2 separate regions of the Homo sapiens genome follow, and region 1 is linked to region 2. Evidence: chromatin loops called from intact Hi-C (ENCODE). Cell type or tissue: tibial artery. All regions are shown on one strand. Each heading gives the region's core, and the rest is flanking DNA. Links, peaks and the distances in the headings are about the cores only. Region 1 has its middle 9.2 kb from the start of SLC35D1. Region 2 holds the start of C1orf141 (chromosome 1 open reading frame 141).

Region 1 (9,208 bases), core at 532-8,531, 72 kb before region 2:
CTCTAAGTGACTGTGTACAGATTCGGTCCTAGGTCTGTTTAGCATTTATTCTGTGTTCCTCCACTGGACACTCCTGCCTCCTTTGGGGCAGATGGACAAGACCTACTTTTACAAGACGTTCTGGCAATGTCAATGCTTTCTTCAATGACCAAGTTTAGTGTTTATCAACCCTATGAAGAAGGATAAGCAGGATAAAGGAACAGTAATGTGTTGAAGTCATAGTCAATCATGACTCATTCACAAATAGCATACCAGACACCAAGTTAGGCACTGGAAATACGAAGACATTTCAAGCTCAATGTATTTACAACTGAACTTTATATAAATCTCTCCCAAATAAGTTGCTTCTTTGAATCTCCAATTTTAGTGAATTGACCTCACTATCCACCTATTTACTGTGGTTCTGCTCTCTGTATAATCACCCTGCAAGCACTCTTTAACCCCCACCAAACTAGTTTTACCCCCTCCAATACACTGAAGCTGTTCACTGCAAAGTTACCCATGACCTCCATGGGACTACACCCAATGAGCACTCTTAGTCCTCCTGCTTGACCACTCTACAGCATTTACATTGCTGATATTCTCCCTTCTTTTAGCTACACCCTCTTCCCTTGACTTCTGAAGCCCCATACTCTCTGAAACCTCTCCTCGTACTCTGGCTGCTCCTTCTCATCCTGCTTTGCTGGTTCCTCCTCTTCTCACAGACCTTTAAAGTTTTACATTCCTCAGGGCTCAGTCTTGGGTCTTCTCTATTCTATGTATTCTTACTAAATCTCATTCCATTCCATGGTTTCAGTTATGACTTATTGTTTGCCAGTGCTTACCAAATCTACATTACTTATGTTCTCTCTAACTCCAGATTAATGTGTCTGACTGCCTCCTGAATATCTTCACTTGGATAACTCTCTGTTATGCTGCTCAACATGCCTGAAACTAATCTTGTCATTATCCCTTTTACTCCAACATTCTGCTTCTCTATTGTTCTTCACTGTATCAGGTAATGAATCCTGACAGTTGAGATCCTAGTTGTCTTATTTTGCCATCCAAAATGCTTACTACTTTGCATTTATCAGATCTGAACAACATAATTTAATCAATGTGTTGAACCAGTTTATTTTGTATGAGAATATTAAGATGATCAAGATCTCTGTGAACTATATTATGGCAAAGAGTAAAAGATTGGATGTCAATCCAATGATGCTATACTGCTGGCCCTGACATGTAAGAGGTAAACTGTTTTAGTTGGACCCTATAAATTAATATAGAGACAAAACATTTGCCATGTTAATAGCTACACACTAGGTGTCAGGAAATGTCATGGTGATTTGCCCTAGTAACACTACGTCTGGAGCATCAACTAACATTGGAGTCACCTCCTGATTAAGTTTATAACCACACTCAGTTATTTGCTAAGATTTCTCTTCTGCATTGGACAAACAGGTGACTTAAATGGAGATGTGATAGGATTCATCCATCTTTCAAGTCTTTGATGATGGCACTAATCTCTGCAACTCCTCTAAAGATGTGGCATATCTTTTTTTGTACTGTCCTGAAAGGGAAGGAAAGCTCCAGAGGCTTCCTCTTTCTACTATCGTGGTCCTTATTCCATGGGTCACACAGACACTGTGAGGATTTTACCAGCTGCCTAGCATATCTATTATGCCTAAACATATGTCTCTTCCAATTATACATTCAAGAGCTGGAGACAAAAACACACAGTGGATTTGTGGACCTACTGAGCACATCGTGTTTCAAAGTTGGGCTAGGTCTCCAATTATCACCTGACTCACTTCTATAGTCTAAATGTGTGTGTCCCCCAACAAATTCATGTATTGAAATTGTCATGTGAAAATAGAGATGAATCTCTAAGTAAAAAGGTTTTGTTTGGGAATAGTATACAAGACGTAGGATTGTAATTTGGGACATATATACAAACCAGGATGGCCTCCAGTATATATGGAGAACAGAGTAAAAGGTTAGGATTTTATTGGAGAAAGAGGAGATTTATGCAAGTTGTTTTAAAAGAAAGTTTTTTGGTGCTGGCAGCATCTTACAAGAGCTGAAGAGTTTTGATATGTGAATGTCAGTGGTCCTTAGGAAGGACTTGTAATCTTGGAGTTTCAGTTAGGCCTTTACATTTAGAATTGGGTTTGTGAGTCAGTGTGTCAGGCATGTGTTCTTGTGTAAGCGGCTAGCTGTCCTTGTGCTGCCAGCTGTCTTTGTGTGACTCACGTAGTAAACTGTGGTTTGGAAAAATGTCCTGTGATAGTTTGTGTTATCAGGCAAACTGTGTGTGAGAGCCCTACCAGCATAGCCTTCTCTAGCTCCATTTTGCTAGGGTTTGACACAAGTGACTACATTTTGAATCTGACAATGTTCACAAAATCCTAACCTCTAAGGTGATAGTTTTAGGAGGTGAGGTCTTTAGGAGGTGATTAGGTCAGGAGGGTGAAGACTTCATGAAAAGAATTGGTACCCTTACAAAAGAGCCCTGAGAGAGACCCTTTACCCCTTCCAACATGTGAGGACACAGCTGGAAGATACCACCTATGAACCAGAAATCAGGCACTCACCAGACACCAAATCAGCCTGCATCTTGATCTTGGATTTCCCAGCCTTCAACTGGGAGAAATGAATTTCTGTTGTTTATAAGCTACCCAGTAATATTTCATTAAAACAGCTTGAACTGACTAAGACGCTACATAAGCCCCCAGTTTAACTGGTAGACTGCAGGACTGTAAGTGCCCAGGAATTAGTATCGGTTGGCCAGTGTTTGATAATCCCACAAAAGGTCTGGGTATTTCCTTTTTGTTACTACACAGTCACCCTAGTAAATGGCAGCAGTTTCCTTTGAGGAAGACTTGAAAGAAGATATACAGTATACACTTGTGGCTATGATATAGGGCCTTCCTCAAAGAGACCTGATCTCTCCTTCAATCCAAGAGATTCTCGTATTGTACATGGCTTAGGTCTGGAAACTGAATAAAAGACCGTGACTGTCCATTTCTGAGACTCCAGTCAGTTTTCTTTGCTGTCAGGTCTGGTTTTTACTGTTATAGAGATTAAGGACCATTTTACTAGGTTGTCTAACTATTTCATTCTTAGGGACATTATAATCAATAGGATACTGCCCAAAATTCCTATGGCTTAAAACTATGATTACCACTATGTTACTGCTTTCCTTTTATAATAAATATGCCCCCTACCTTGTCTTCTGTGGTTAAGTACTACTGCTTGCCTCTGATACTCCAGAACTTCCAACATCTCTATTAAATTGCGGAGCCCATCTCAATACTGAAAATTCCCATTATACCTAGCTTACAGAGCACAGCCACAACAGAACTTCTCAAGGATGTACATGGTCTATACACAAGTGTGTTTCTCCACATGTCAGTTATGGGATTTCCTCTGGATTCTCTCAAGGATGTTGAGGGATGGGTGTGTAGATTACATGTGATAAATATGCTCCACCATTCCTGTTTCCCTAAGCACTGGAATCTTTTCCTCAACATTATAATATGGAAAGTTCTGGTATCTCAACCTCATTAAATAGACCCTGCTGTTGTGCCCAACTGTCAGTAAACAAACATATTAAATTGTTGGAATGCTTCCACCTGCATGAGCCAACACATTAAATCCAGAACCTCAGGTAAGTACACCCTTATCAATACGTTTGGCCGAATCCAGTGTTATATTTCATCTTCCTTAAGCTCCATTCCTATACATATTCCCTAGGTTGATGGTGATATAAATTAGAAAAATCTTGCAATTCTTTTGGTTTACCACCTGCTTCCTCCTAAGTTAAACTTCATGCTGGCTCTTTGGGGTGTGTTGATATCTGACCTAGTTATGGGTATAGTGGATAGAGTTTTCAAGCAAGAGAAGGCTAATCTGTCAGACACAGGAGGCTCCCACTGTCAGAAGAGGCTCAAAATGACTTGACAATTCAAAATTCTTAACCCCATTTAAGCCCAAACAAATGTGTACTCATTCCAAGTTTTAGGGTCATTTTCTTTCCATTTTTTTTAACTTCTACATGAGAGACCTAGCAAGGTTGTAAATTCAACTGATGTTGTAAAAATTGTAAACTGGCCTATTAAGCCTTTTTTTATTTTTAACAATATCAGCCCTGTGGCTGCAAGAAAAGAGAGATTCTTTTAGGACTGCCATAGAATCATTTTGGCACTCTAATGAGACTTTATGAAGAATGTAAAGACCTGAGTTTGTTATTCTTTCTGTATGTGTTTTATTAAACTCAAGAATCTATCCCACACCACAGTCCTCACAGTCATTACTACTGCTAACAGTTAGATGTAGCAGGCCCATGCTCCTAAGGCACTTGGTTCAGTAGGAATATCATCACAATTAACTGCAGGTGACAATTTAATGAATCATGATACTTCTGCATGACATGGGTTACCAGAATTTATTTCACATTAGTGGGGAGCTCAGCACTTCATTCAAGCTCAAGGACAGAACCAAACAAATCCCAAATCCCAACTTCTAAAGTCTATTCTAGAACCAATTTCTATATCAATCAAGGTCCAGTCAAGAGACAGAAACCACACGTTATTTGATTAGAGATAATTTTACATTAAAAAATGTTAACTAGGTAAATGAAAGTTTAAAAAGAAACACTTCAAAAGCCCCCCAAACCATAAGGTATCGTGGAGGTAGCAACTGCAGGAAGGGCTGAGGGAACAAAGGAAAGAGGCTAGAATTATCAAAACTTAGAAACTTAGAAGGGGAACTCCAATAGCTAAAACTCAAGATTTCTGAGGAAGAAATGCTGCTCAAGTGATTCTAGGGTCTTTGGGTTCAAAAGAGGATCCCCATAAGCCTGAAATTCAGACCTTTGAAGAGAGAGCACTATCTGGTTAGTGCTGTGGGCTTAGTGTCACGTGGGGTGGGAGGGGAGTAGGGGCGGGAAGGGTAGGAGGGGGAGTGGAACGGGAACACAGTGTTGTGATATAGGCTGTTCTCTAAATTTAGGGAAAACTGCAAACTGAATTCAACTACTGCTAAGGGAAGAACTTGCTACTTCTGGGACGAAGAATCATTGCTAGACTGAGGCTACTAGGAAGCACATGGGAAAAAGCATTTCTTTTCTCCTCCTCCAGCTACCCAGTATCCCTCTAGTGCCACGTATGGAAGAGTTTACGTAGAGCCAGCCAGCAAAGCAGAAATGTGTTTTGCAAAATACAAGCATCAGCTTCACAAAGTAGAATATAGAAGAGTAGGTTTCCAGCTGAGAGACAATTAATATGTGGCACACCCATTTTAGTAAACATATCGCCATATGCCAAGTTGCCACCTTAGAAGTCTAGTAGTCATTCTCAGAACCTGTCTCTTCTAACTTGCCATATATAAGCTGCTAAATATCTCTCAAGTCTGAATCCACTACCATAGCCATCATTATCAAGATGTCTGCAATGACATCCTAACTAGTCTTCAGGATAGATGACTCTTCCTCTCCAATTCATTCTGTAAAAATGCAGATCTGGGCCAGGCACGTGGCTCGCACCTGTAATCCTAGCACTTTGGGAGGCCAAGGCTGGCAGATCACAAGTTCGGCAGTTTGAGACCAGCCTGGCCAACATGCTGAAACCCCATCTATACTAAAGATACTAAAATTAGCTGGGCATGGTGGCGGATGCTTGTAATCCCAGCTACTTTGGAGGCTGAGGTAGGAGAATCACTTGAACTCCAGAGGTGGAGGTTGCAGTGAGCCAAGATCACACCACTGCACTCCAGGCTAAGCAACAGGGTGAGACTCCATCTCAAAAAAAAGAAAAATGCAGATCTGGTTATTAGAATAAAATCTATCTCCTGCTTTATTTCACAATACTCTCAATTTTGCTCTCCCTTCTCTATTTATGCTTGTTGTTCTTTTACTTTGTCAAACACATCTTCTCATTCTTGGACCTTTGCATCTGTTCATCACTTGGCTTATGGACTAACCTCCCATTCCTACAAACTCCAACTTCCTCCTCTGGCTAACTCCTTTAAGTCTCAAGTAAAGTACATAATCTTCAGTGAGGTCTTCCTGAGCCCCAGATATCATTCCTACATGCTCCTTTAGAGGCATAATAACTGGAGTTACTAATTAAAATATTATTTTCCTCCCCTCTGCCTATTGCCTTACCCTCACCATTCACATTCAAGCCATAATGCATAGGCTGCTGTTTATCCCGGATGGTTGCTATTAGAATGTACTAAGATGTATGATGCAGGTTCTTAGATTCTGTACTTAAAATTTAATAAATATTTAATAAATATTTTAGAATCTTTTTTCCCCTGCCTATTCATTCTAAACTAGATAAACAATTTGGAAACCTCTACTCTCACAGTCTTCGCCAACTTAGTTGATGGACATGCTATCCTTCTAGTTGCTTGGAACAAAAACCTTTAATTCCTCTCTTTCTCTCACAGCCCACATCTAACCCTCAGCAACTCACATCAGTGCTATCTTTAAAATAGATCTATATTCCAACATTTATTACTTCCTGTACTCATGCCTTAGTCCAAGCCACCATCTGCTCTTGCTGAAATATTGTAATTGTCTCATCATTAGTTCCCTGCTTCCATCTTGGACTCATATTTTCCCATCAATCCTTTCTGCACACAGCACTCAATGATCTTTTAAAAGATAAGTCAGATATCACTCCTCTGCTCAAAAACATTCAATCACTTCTGTTCTTTCTCTGAATAAAATTCAATGCCTTACAGTGGCTGTAAGACCTTATATAATCTGGCCTCTTGTTACTTTTGTGATAAGATCCTCTACTCCTCTTCACACCACTTCACTCCACTCCACTGGCTGGTGCTGTTCACTAATGAGGGTGGTAAGGGAGGTGGCAGGGGTGGTGTGGTAATGAGGCTAATTCTGCAAATTCAAGAAGAACTACAAACTCCATTCAGCTACTGCTATGGGAAGACTTTGCTGCTGCTGGGGTGAAGAAATAATTGTTGGAGTAATGCTACCAGGAATCAAACAAGAATTTCCCACCTCCTCCTCTAGCCTCCTTACTGTTCTTAGACTACTTCAACCACACTTTACTTCAGGGCCTTTGCATTTATTATTATACTGCCTGCCTGAAACACTATTTGCACTTATTATTATACTGCCTGCCTGAAACACTCTTTCTACAGATGGTTCACTTCCTCACTTAATTCAGGTCTTAACTCAAATGTCTCCTTATCGAAGTGGTCTTCTCAAAACTGGAAAAAGAAATGAATGAACTAAATAAATGAAGAGCTATACTATTCATTGATAGAAATGCTCAATATTGTTAGGATATTAATTCTCTCCAAATGTATCTACAGTTTTAAGGTAATTCCTATCAAAATTCCAGCAAGATTTTTTATAGATAATGACAAGATTATTCTAAAATGTATATGAAAAGACAAAGAAAATAGAATGATCAAAAAATTATAAATAAGAAGAAAAAACTTGTAGAACCCACACTACCCAATTTCGTGAGTCACTATAAAGCTACAGTAATTAAGACTGTGGTACTAGCATAAGGATATTCATATAGATAAGTGGGGTGGAATAGAGAACCCAGAAATAAATACACAAATATGGTTGCCTAATTTTTGACAAAGGCACACAATTTCAATGGAAAAAGAATAGTCATTTACATAAATAGTGATGGAATAGTTGGATGTTCATATGCCAGAAAGGAACCTCAGCATATACTTCACAGCTTATATAAAAATTAACTAAAAATAGATCATAGGTCTCAATGTAAAACCTAAAACCATAAAACTTCTAGAAGAAAACAGGAGAAAATCTCTATGAATTTGATGATGAATTTTGTGTTTTTTCATTAAAAAACATGCTGATATGATTTGGCTGTGTCCCCACCCAAATCTCCTCTTGAACTATGGTTCCCAGAAGCCCTACATGTTGTGGGAGAGACCCAGTGGGAAGTAATGGAATCATGGGGGTGGCTACTTCCATGCTGCTCCCATGATAGTGAGTGAGTTCTCACAAGATCTGATGTATAAGGGGCCTTTCCCCCTTTTGTTTGGCACTTCTCCTTGCTGCTGCCATGTGAAGAAGGATGTGTTTGCTTCCCCATTTGCTTCTGCCATGATTGTAAGGTTCCTGAGGCTTACCCAGCCTCTGTGGAACTGTGAGTCAATTAAACCTCTTTCCTTTATAAATTATGCAGTCTTGGGTATGTCTTTATTAGCATGTGAGAACAGACTAGTACAGTAAATTGGTACCACAGAGAGTGGAGCACTGCTGTAAAAATATCCAAAAATGTTGAAGTGACTTTGAAACTGGGTAACAAACAGAGGTTGGAACAGTTTGGTGGGCTCAGAAGAAGACAGGAGAATGTCAGAAAGTTTGGAACTTCCTAGAGACTTGTTGAATGGCTTTGACCAAAATGCTGATAGTGATATGGACAATGGTCCAGGCTGAGGTGGTCTCAGATGGAGGTGGGGAACTTGTTGGGAACTGTAGTAAAGGTCATTCTTGCTATGCAAAGAGACTGACAGCATTTTGCCCCTGCCCCAGAGATCTGTGGAACTTTGAACTTGAGAGAGGTGATTTAGGGTATCTGGGGAAAGAAATTTCTAAGCAACAAAGCATTCAAGAGGAAGCAGAGAATAAAAGTTTGGAAAATTTGCAGCCTGCCAATGCTATAGAAAAGAAAACCCCATTTTCTGGGGAGAAATTCAAGCTGGCTGCAGAAATTTGCATAAGTAACGAGGAGTCAAATGTTAATCACCAAGACAATGGGGAAGACGTCTCCAGGATATATCAGAGACATTCATAGCAGTGACCCCAGCCCCCACCATCACAGGCCCAGAGCCTAGGAGGGAAAAATGGTTTCATGGGCTGGGCCCAGGGCATCCCTACTGTGTACAGCCTTGGGATATGGTGCCCTGCATCCCAAATGCTTCCGCACCAGCCTTGGCTAAAAGAGGTCAATGTACAACTCAGGCCATTGCTTCAGAGGGTGCAAGCCCCAAGCTTTGGCAGCTTACACATGGTGTTGGGCCTGTGGGTGTGCAGAAGTCAAGAATTGAGGTTTGGGAACCTCTGCCTAAATTTCAGAGGAGGTATGGAAAGGCCTGGATGTCCAGGCAGAAGTCTGCTGCACAGGGGAGCCCTCATAGAGAACGTCTGCTTAGGGCAGTGCACAAGGGAAAGGTGGGGTTGGAGCCCTCACAGAGAGTACCCACGAGGGCA
Region 2 (9,208 bases), core at 734-8,733:
GGTCTTTGGCAATGTGCCAATGGTGCCTAATGGATAAATGGCCCTGGGAAAAAGTGGAGGTGAGGAAACACTATAGATTAACTTGCTTGCTTTCATCATTATATTTCATAAGTTCATCAAGGGCCTATTTTGTGTCTCCTCAAATAAATGCTGAGAGCAAAGGAACATCAGTACTAATATGATGGTGTTCCCCAACTACTTTGCATAAACTAACTACTAATCTTTTAATGCAAAATGAATCAAGACGATATTAAATGGGCTGGGCGCAGTGGCTCATACCTGTAATCCCAGCACTTTGGGAGGCTGAGGCAGGCGGGTCACTTGAGGTCAGGAGTTTGAGACCAGGCTGGCCAACATGATGAAATCTATTAAAAAAAGAAAAATACAAAAAAAGAAAAGAAAATTAGCTGGGCATGGTGGTGCATGTTTGTAATCCTAGCTACTCTGGAGGCTTAGGCAGGAGAATCCCATGAACCCGGGAGATGGAGGTTGCAGTGAGCCAAGATCACACTACTGCACTCCAGCCTAGGTGACAGAGTGAGACTCCTTCTCAAAAACCAAAAACAAACAAACGCAATGCCATCAGAGCTGTCTTTCTTAAACAGGACACTGATCAGGACCAGTTCCAGCCCACAAACCTTGGCTTGCTCTCATAACCTGAAGAATACCCAAACTCTTCAGATGACATATGAGACCATCCAAGAAAAGATAGTCCAGGATCTGGCTCAGCCCACCTTTCTAGTTTATTCCTCCTTCCCCTTTCTGTTCCACCATTTTCTACCACTCTTACTTCCTGGACACGTCCTGCCCTTTTCTCAAGCACACCATTCACTCCTGCATTTCCTTCTACTCAGAATGTTCTCCCACATGTCTTCCAGTCAAAAGCCTACTCTTTATGAAATATGGTATGAAGACTACCTCTTCTTTTTTTTTTTTTTTTTTTTTGAGATGGAGTCTCGCAGTCTAGGCTGGAGTGCGGTGGCACAATCTTGGCTCACTGCAACTTCCACCTCCCGGGTTCAAGTGATTCTCCTGCCTCAGCCTCCTGAGTAGCTGGGATTACAGGTGCCCGCCACCACACGCAGCTAATTTTTGTATTTTTGGTAGAGATGGGGTTTCACCATATTGGCCAGGCTGGTCTCAAACTCCTGACCTTGTGATCCGCCCACCTCGGCCTCCCAAAGTTCTGGGATTACAGTGCCCAGTCATGACTACCTCTTCTATGAAACTTTCCTTGGCATTGTCTCATTCCTTGTCTCGGTGACAGTCTATTTATTGTGTGCTCCTGGCCTCAAGCAATCCTCCAGCCTCTCAGCCTCCTGAGTAGCTGGGATTACAGGCAAGAGCCACTACACCAGGTTTTAAGAGGTTTACTCGCTGGGCGTGGTGGCTCACATCTGTAATCCCAGCACTTCAGGAAGCTGAGGCAGGTGGATCACTTCAAGTCAGGAGTCGAGACCTGCCTGGCCAACATGGTGAAACCCTGTGTCTACTAAAAATACAAAAAAAAATTAGCTGGTCATGGTGGCGCACGCCTGTAATCCCAGCTACTTTGGAGGTTGAGGCAGGAGAATAACCTGAACCCAGGTGGCGGAGGTTGCAGTGAGGTGTGATCGTGCCACTGCACTCCAGCCTGGGTGACGAGCGAGTCTCCATTTCAAAAAAAAAAAAGAGGTTTACTCTTTGACAGATCTCTTCCTTACTGGGTTGAAAGCTCATTTGAAGCAAGAATTGACTTATCCACCTCCGACTCTCAGCCTCAGGCAAAGCGTTTTACATCTAACGGGGATTTGAAAATTACAATTTAATTTGGAGATGTCTCTGAATATAAATTTTTAGGAAGAGTAATCCTAGTTTATCTGTAATAAATGATGTTACTTCATAATGATTTACTGGAAGATGAAATAAAAAGTTGAGTGTATTATTATAAAATGGGGTTATTGCCAATCTAAACTTGGTAAAATTGTTTTGAAAGGAAACTTGGATTTATGTTCTTAATTTCTAGCACAGTAGTGACAGTTTTTTGTTGTTGTTTGTTCGTTTGTTTTTAAAGAACACAATGAAATAGAGGCCATGCCAATTGGGGCAGAATGAATTCCCAATTACTCTCACAGTGAATCATCTACAGGCCTCACTGCAAAAACTTGCTCTCAACAAAAATTGTAGGTCAATATTATTAGCATATCAGAGACTAAGTCATATCTAAAATAAAAATGTCTTAAATATTTTAAGAGAACAATTTTATTTTAACAGCACCTTTGGGACTAAAAACAAACAAACAAAAAATAACAAAACCCAGTGTCGTCAATATAATAGGCTCAGCTGAGAAGAGTTCTTCAGCAAGTTCTAAACAACTCAGGAAAACTAAGAATCTCTAAAGTTACAAACTAAAGGCCTGAGAAATTATCTAGAAAATGCAGGCTTAAATTAAAATTCACTTCCATTATGTGGCTTTATCAGTTCAAATGCTTACTCCTTGAGGACGAGGCCACTTCTTACACTCTTATCTGACACAGTCCACTACTGAGACCACAGTAGGGACTCACTTCATCTGTTAAATGATTAATGTTTACTCAATAATTAGATAACTGGCTGAGTTATCTCCATCTCACATTCCAAGGATAGACTTAGGGGAATCTTTTTTCTTTAAATCTAAAATGTTGATAAATGGCCCATATTATAGGCTGAATTATGTTGCCCCTAAATTCGTATGTTGAAGTCCTAGGCCCCAGGATCTCAGACTGTGATTGTATTTGGACATACAGCATTTAAAGAGTAAAGTTAAAATGGGGTTGTTAGGGTAGGCCTCTGGCCAGTATGACTGGTGTCATATAAGAAGAGGAGATTGGGACACCGAGGATACACAGAGGAAAGTCGTTGTGAAGATTCAGTGAGAAGGCAGCCACCACCCCAAGCCAAGGAGCGAGGCCTCTGAAGAAAACAACCCTGCCCACCTCTCCATTTCCAACTTTTAGTGTCTAGAACTGTAAGAAAACAAATTTCTGTTGTTTAGCCACTCTGTCTATGATGTTTTGTCATGACAGTCCCAGCAAGCTAGTACAGCCCAGGCACTGAGAACTAATTTAAAAACCCGACCTATGTGCTTAGTTCCGCATTATGCATTTTCTTGTCCCTTATTTATTTATTTTTATTTTTGAGACGGTCTCACTGATTCTGTCACCCAGGCTGGAGTGCAGTGGCTGCGATCTCAGCTCACTACAACCTCCGCCTCCCAGGTTCAAGCGATTCTCCTGCCTCAGCCTCCCCAGTAGGTGGGACTACAGGCGCCCACCACCATGCCCGGCTAATTTTTGTATTTTTAGTAGAGACGGGGTTTCGCCACTGTGGCCAGGCTGGTCTCTAACTCCTGACCTCAAGTGATCCGCCCGCCTTGGCCTCCCAAAGTGCTGGGATTACAGGCGTAAGCCAACGCGCCGGCCTGGAAGGGAAGTTTCTAAGAAAAACTACTAAGGAATTTTAAAACTATGATGTACGTGGATTGTGGAGTATTATTGTGGGCGACTAATCAGATAATGATTGCAAGAATTGATTAGCCAGCTCGAAATCGCAGCACAATTACCGCAGGGGCGATCAGCTTCCACCATCCATTCCAGGATGTTGGGAGTCGTCAATTTGGAAATGTATCAATTAAGCGGCCCCCAGAGCCTCTCGCATCTCTTGCCCGGCCCCGAGTCACCTTCCCCCAGGTGCCTCCATCTCGCTGGAAACATAGGAAGCCCGACTCAAACGCTCTATGCCTATGGTCGTTTCATGGGAAAGCAAAATTAAGGGCAACATTGAGGAAGCTCATTAATATTTAGTTTAGAAGATGCAAAGGGTTCTTCCGCGAACCTGGAAGAGCCCCCCGGGCTCGCCTCTCGCCGCGGTCCCACACTTGCCTGACCTCAACCACACTCTCCCGGTCCAGGCCCCGCTGGAGAACGTCCCACCGACTCCGGGGACAGAAAGGCCGTTTATGTAAAACGACGTTTTTCCTATTTCGCCTCCCACCCTCATGCAAATTTTGATTTTCAACTCTTCCAACCCTTCCGCACCCTGAAACAAACCTCATCTCCTTTCCTCCCTCTTCTGGCTCCGCGGGTTACTCGCCCCGCCCCCACCCTTCAGTCCCTTAGCAACGCGTCCTCGGTCCGTAGAAACCGGTTGCCGAGCTCTGCCTACCTCTGAAAGGCCTAGAGAGCAGAGTTCTCTTCTCAGAGGGGCTTCGCCCACAGACTTTTGTCACTAAAAGCCCAGGTGACTCCCCAGATGCTTACGGATATTAAAACCGATTATGCTGAAGGAGTGGAAGGAGAGTCAAGTAAAAGAAGAAGATCAAGTAAAAAGAACTGGGGAACAGTGACTTTGTTTCCCCTTATTGTACCTCCTTTCTCCTTTTGTGCTTTCCTGGAAACATCGAATTTCAAAAAGAAGCTTACAAAGTCCACCATACAGCTTGCAGGTCTGAATGGAAGTCAACAGTTTATATTTGAATATTTGATGGAAGATTGCTTTCATGGCTTATGATATTAAAAACAGCAACAACAAAAAACCATTCTTATTTCCAAGGCCAAGAAACCTCCCGTGTGGTTAGTAAAATCACCACTGTATTACGCAAGTTGTGTAGCAGACTTGGCTGCACACACACATACCACTTAGCATTTTTATGAGACATAATGGAGATACACTGACATACATTCTGCTGTATTTACTGTATCCTAAGGAACCATTTGTCCTTATTGCTCACTTGTGTGAGCAGAAAATGCACTAAGGCCATGGGAATCATTTATTTTTAGAGCCATAATCTAAAAATGACTGACTTGAAAACAGCTTGTATTTAATTTAAAATGATGGGGAATTTCACAATATTGGTTACATTTTAAGTCAGGGGTTGTTCATCATTCCAAGAATGTACCTTATCTGATGCATCAAAATAGGGGGAAAAGCTTTAAAAAACAGCACTTCAACATCTGTGAGAAGAAAAGGAAAAAAAGCACCAGAATTAATCATCACAAGTCTGTGCTAGTGGCAATGGCAAAACTGCAAAAAAAAAAAAAAAAAAAAAGTATAGTTATGTAGCAATCCAAATTTGGCTAGAAATTGATATTAATAGTCAATGCATGAAAACACTGGAATCAATTTATTTCAAATATTTAAAAAACAAAAATACAATCATTAAAAGTAGAAGGTAGTTTGATTCTTTTCTGTTGCCCAGACTGGAGCACAGTGGTGTGATCATAGCCCACTGCAGCCTCAATCGCCTGTGCTCAAGTGGTTCTCCCACCTCAGCCTCCCTAGTAGCTAGGACTACAGGTGCATGCCACTATGCCAGGCTAATTTTTTTATTTTTATTTTTTTGTAAGGACAGGGGTCTCACTATGTTGCCCAGGCTAGTCTTGAACTTCTGGTCTCAAGTGATCCTCTTGCCTTGTTCTCCCAAAGTGCTGGGATTACAGATGTGAGTAGCCACTGCGACTGGCCAAGGTAGCTTGATTCTATTATATTTTTTAAGCCATATACATTCAGGAACAATGGTTTGTATGGAATTGATAACTGGAATCTAGTTGATAGTGGTGATTTGTCTAAGATTGTTGTAATACCTTCAGCTCAAAAATTTGTACAGAGGTGAAAATTAGCTTCTTAAGAATTCAGTTCAGAAACGTTAGCTACTCATTAATCTTCAGTCAATAAAATTTGTAAAGCATGAATCTTATGAAATTCTTAGAATATTATCATTATCTCAGTTAATATTTATGGAACACGTTCTGCATGTCAGGTACTAGGCTACAACTTTAAAATAGTTCTAATTTCATCCTTTACTTTTCATTCTTAAACCTTAATTCGTATCTATGGAAAGGGTATTATCTTTGATTTTAGAAAAGACCTGACTGAAATTCAAAGAAACTATGTGATTTGCCCAGCATCTTATAATTAGTAATACAATTATTAATATAACACAAAGTACAAAGTATTTTCTCTTTAATAACAAATGTTTGGTAAATGTACACAAAAAAGAATTCAAGTGGATTTTTTCCTAACTACTTTAATTGCTCTCAGTTAAATTCAGTATTTACTGAATGAGTTCATGAACCTATTATAGATAAATACTGGGTAAAGGAGCCTAATGAATGTTTTATTTTAAAAGTATACAGATTTCTTAAAATATAAACTGTATACTATAAGAAAACAAAGAAAATAAAATCTGCAGACTTTTTCCTGCTTCCTTTGAAGTAGGCCAACTACAAAGTTAGAAAGCACATTCCCCAAAACTGCCCTTACTTCTGACACCAAGTTCAGGGGGCCGTCAAAACCCTGAATAGAACCCTCAGGTTCGATAATTTGCTAGAAAGACTCACAGACCTTACTGAAAGCTATTGTATTTAGGGTTATAGTTTATTACAGGGAAAGGTTACAGATTACAACTAGCCAAGGAAAGAAGTTCACAGGGCAGAGTCAGTCCCGAAATAACAAATGTGGAGCTTTTATTGTCCTCTTCCTGTGGAGTCAGGACAGGTTACTCCCTAGCATTGTTGAATGACAATGCACACATGGAGATCTGCCACCCGGGGAAGCTCACCCAATCATTGTGTTCAGAGTTTGTAGTGGGGCTTCATCACACAGGCATAATCGGTTGATTAACCACATGGTTAATCTCTATCTCCAAGTTGATGGATACCACGTGACCCAAAGCCCTTGCCTTAAGTCACATTGTTGATCTTTCTGGAGTGGCCAGTCCCTACTCTAAGACTATGCAGGTGTGGCCACCTCCCCATCCTAAATCACATTGTTAGACTATCTCATATGACTCAAGGTCTCCAGGCAAATAAAGCTCTTTCTATCAGGCATAACATTCCTAGGGCCCAGAGATTATATCTCAGAAGGCAAGGGCAAAGGCCGGACTTTCTTTTCTTTGGGCAAGAGAGTCTTTCCTATAAATTCTTTACTATATACCTACTAGGTTTAGAAAGTATCAAAATTTGTACTTAATCATCCCCAAATGGTGAAAAGCCTGTGATTCTCCACCCCTGCCTTCTGTCCTCTCTTGAGAAAAGAGCATTTTTTTTCCCTTGCCCTACACAAACCATGAAGCCTGGGAGAAGTGTCAGTATTCTTCACCATTCCTAATGTTCCTTTCACATCTTTAAGTTTCTTCTTCCTTAGGAAAAGCTGCCTCTTCTGAGGTTAATGACAACTATCTCCCCATACATATTTACTAACAAATTCCCAGGCATTTCTCACTTTTACAGATTTGGGGACTTTCCCAATGTTCCTTTCCATAATAAATCCATTAAGCCAATAGTTTTGCCTCAAAACTCATTATCTTTCCAGATTAAAGCTATCTTTACTTCATTATCCCCTAACTCTGAAATATTAAGCTCTAACAGGTCCTCTCTGATCACTACCTGTTATCCCTTCTGCCCATTACTTCTCTTATTCTAGATAATGTGCTAGTTGGTCACTTAATGACCTTCTGTCTCTTTTATTTGTGAATCCAATGGACGTCTTTCAGGTCCTATGTTACTTGACAATTCTTCTGAATTGGACACGTTTTACTTCTGGCTCTTTGAAACATTCCCTTCCCTTGGCTTCAATTACACAACTCTCTCCTACTTTTCTTCCTCTGCCTGCTGTAAATATCATTGTACCCTGGGATTCTTTCTTGTTTGTGTGTGTGTTTTTTTTCTCCCTTTGTTTCCTTCCTAGGCTTGACATTCCCTTCCAAATTCAGTCAAAACCATGCAGCATAGAATATAGAACTTCTACCATCTGAGCCCATTCTATGTTGAACTGAGTTCTGATTGTCTTTCTAGCTTTATCTCAGCAAACCCATGGTACAGAAAGTGACTACCTTGTAACTTAATGGGAATTTTCACAAAGTTTTGGGCTTTTTATATCTGTGTCTTTTCATGCTGTTCCCTCAGCACAGGGACTTCAGAACTTCTGCAGCCCCCTGGTTCTAAGGATGGAGAAAGTTATCTATGTTAGGCCAATGAGATCACAACACCCTGACCACAGTGACTGGCTCAGGGAGAAGCAGGTGACTAATGGGAGGCCAGTCAGGGCCCAGACAATTTTATTCCGGGACTTTGAGCCTTCAGGGAAGAAGACTTCCTCTTCTAGTCTGCCTGTTATGACAATTTGAGCCTTATGCTATGGGAGCCACTATGAAGATCCTAAGAGTGGAGTCAATCCAGGGGAAGAAAACTGAGAGCTGGACCTGGGCAGTATCATTTGAGCCCAGGGTCAAGCGATCACTGAACTTAGAGCTACTCTAGACCTCTTCAGCTAACATGATCCAGTAAGTTCTCTTTGTGTATAAACCAGTCTGATTTATTTTTCTATAGAAGTAAGCCTAGAGACTGATAATATGCTCAACAAATATTTGTCAAATGAAAGGAAACCATAAAATGGATAGATTAACTATCTCAGAGGGCTGGTCTGAGAAGTAAATGATTTACCAGTCATTTACTTTTGCTAGGCCAAGCACAGTGCCTAGCAAAAAGCAGGTACATGAAACGTTCATTATGTTTCTATGCCTCCAGCACTCTCCCTGTCACCACACAGTCCACACAACATAGCTCAAAAACTGCTACCTGAACTTGATTATAAGTTCTAAGAAAACTCATATTCACAAAAATTTGACTTCTTCAGTCCTAGGCTTTTTCCCCATAAGTCTTTTTCTTCTATTAAAGACCACAACTTAATATTTACTTATGTTTTTAAAGATCACAACAGTAAACATATTCATTTGTATAGCATCTGCTACAGTTTGAATATTTGTCCCCTCCGAAAGTCATGTTGAACTTTAATCTCCAGTGTGGCAGTATTGAGAGGTGAGGCCTTAATTTATATTTTTTAAAATAAAGATAAAGTCTTGCTATGTTGCCTAGGCTAGTTTCAAACTCCTGGACCCAAGGCATCCTCTACCTCAGCCTCTCCAGTAGCTGTCCTACAGGAAAGACCCACTGCACCCAGCTTGGTGGGGCCTTTAAAAGGTTCTTGGGTCATAAGGGCAGAGCCCTTATGAATGGATTAATGAATTATGGGTTAACAGATTAATGGATTATCATGGGAGTGGGATTGGTGGTTTTATAAGAAAAGGAAGAGAAACCTAAGCGAGCAAGCATAACCCCCTCACCATGTGATGCCCTGTGCCACCGTGGGACTCTGCAGAGACCTCCCAGCAGCAAGAAGTCCCTCACCAGAT

Evidence for each region. Hi-C counts contacts between places; a loop is a spot of excess contacts. Peaks named below come from ENCODE experiments on the same cell type or tissue, not always from the same donor. Only the 100,000 strongest peaks of a DNase experiment are listed, where the experiment ranks them.
Region 1: it touches region 2 in a loop (2.0-fold over the local background); 40 of 110 quality-filtered maps call a loop at or near these places.

The regions. Positions count from the first base shown.
Region 1 is chr1:67,058,739-67,067,946 of GRCh38, forward strand. No RefSeq gene overlaps it. Among named protein-coding and RNA genes, the nearest start is that of SLC35D1, 9.2 kb to the left of the region's middle. In tibial artery, for the core only: no CTCF peak of the experiment used is centred there; a DNase peak (open chromatin) is centred at 5,524; H3K27ac peaks cover 466 bases.
Region 2 is chr1:67,130,863-67,140,070 of GRCh38, forward strand. It overlaps C1orf141 (chromosome 1 open reading frame 141), which reads right to left and starts at 4,108. Exons shown (of 8, transcript NM_001276351.2): 1 at 4,068-4,108; 2 at 280-365. It also overlaps a transcript of IL23R not described here. RefSeq lists an enhancer at 6,341-6,851. In tibial artery, for the core only: no CTCF peak of the experiment used is centred there; no DNase peak of the experiment used is centred there; H3K4me3 peaks cover 641 bases.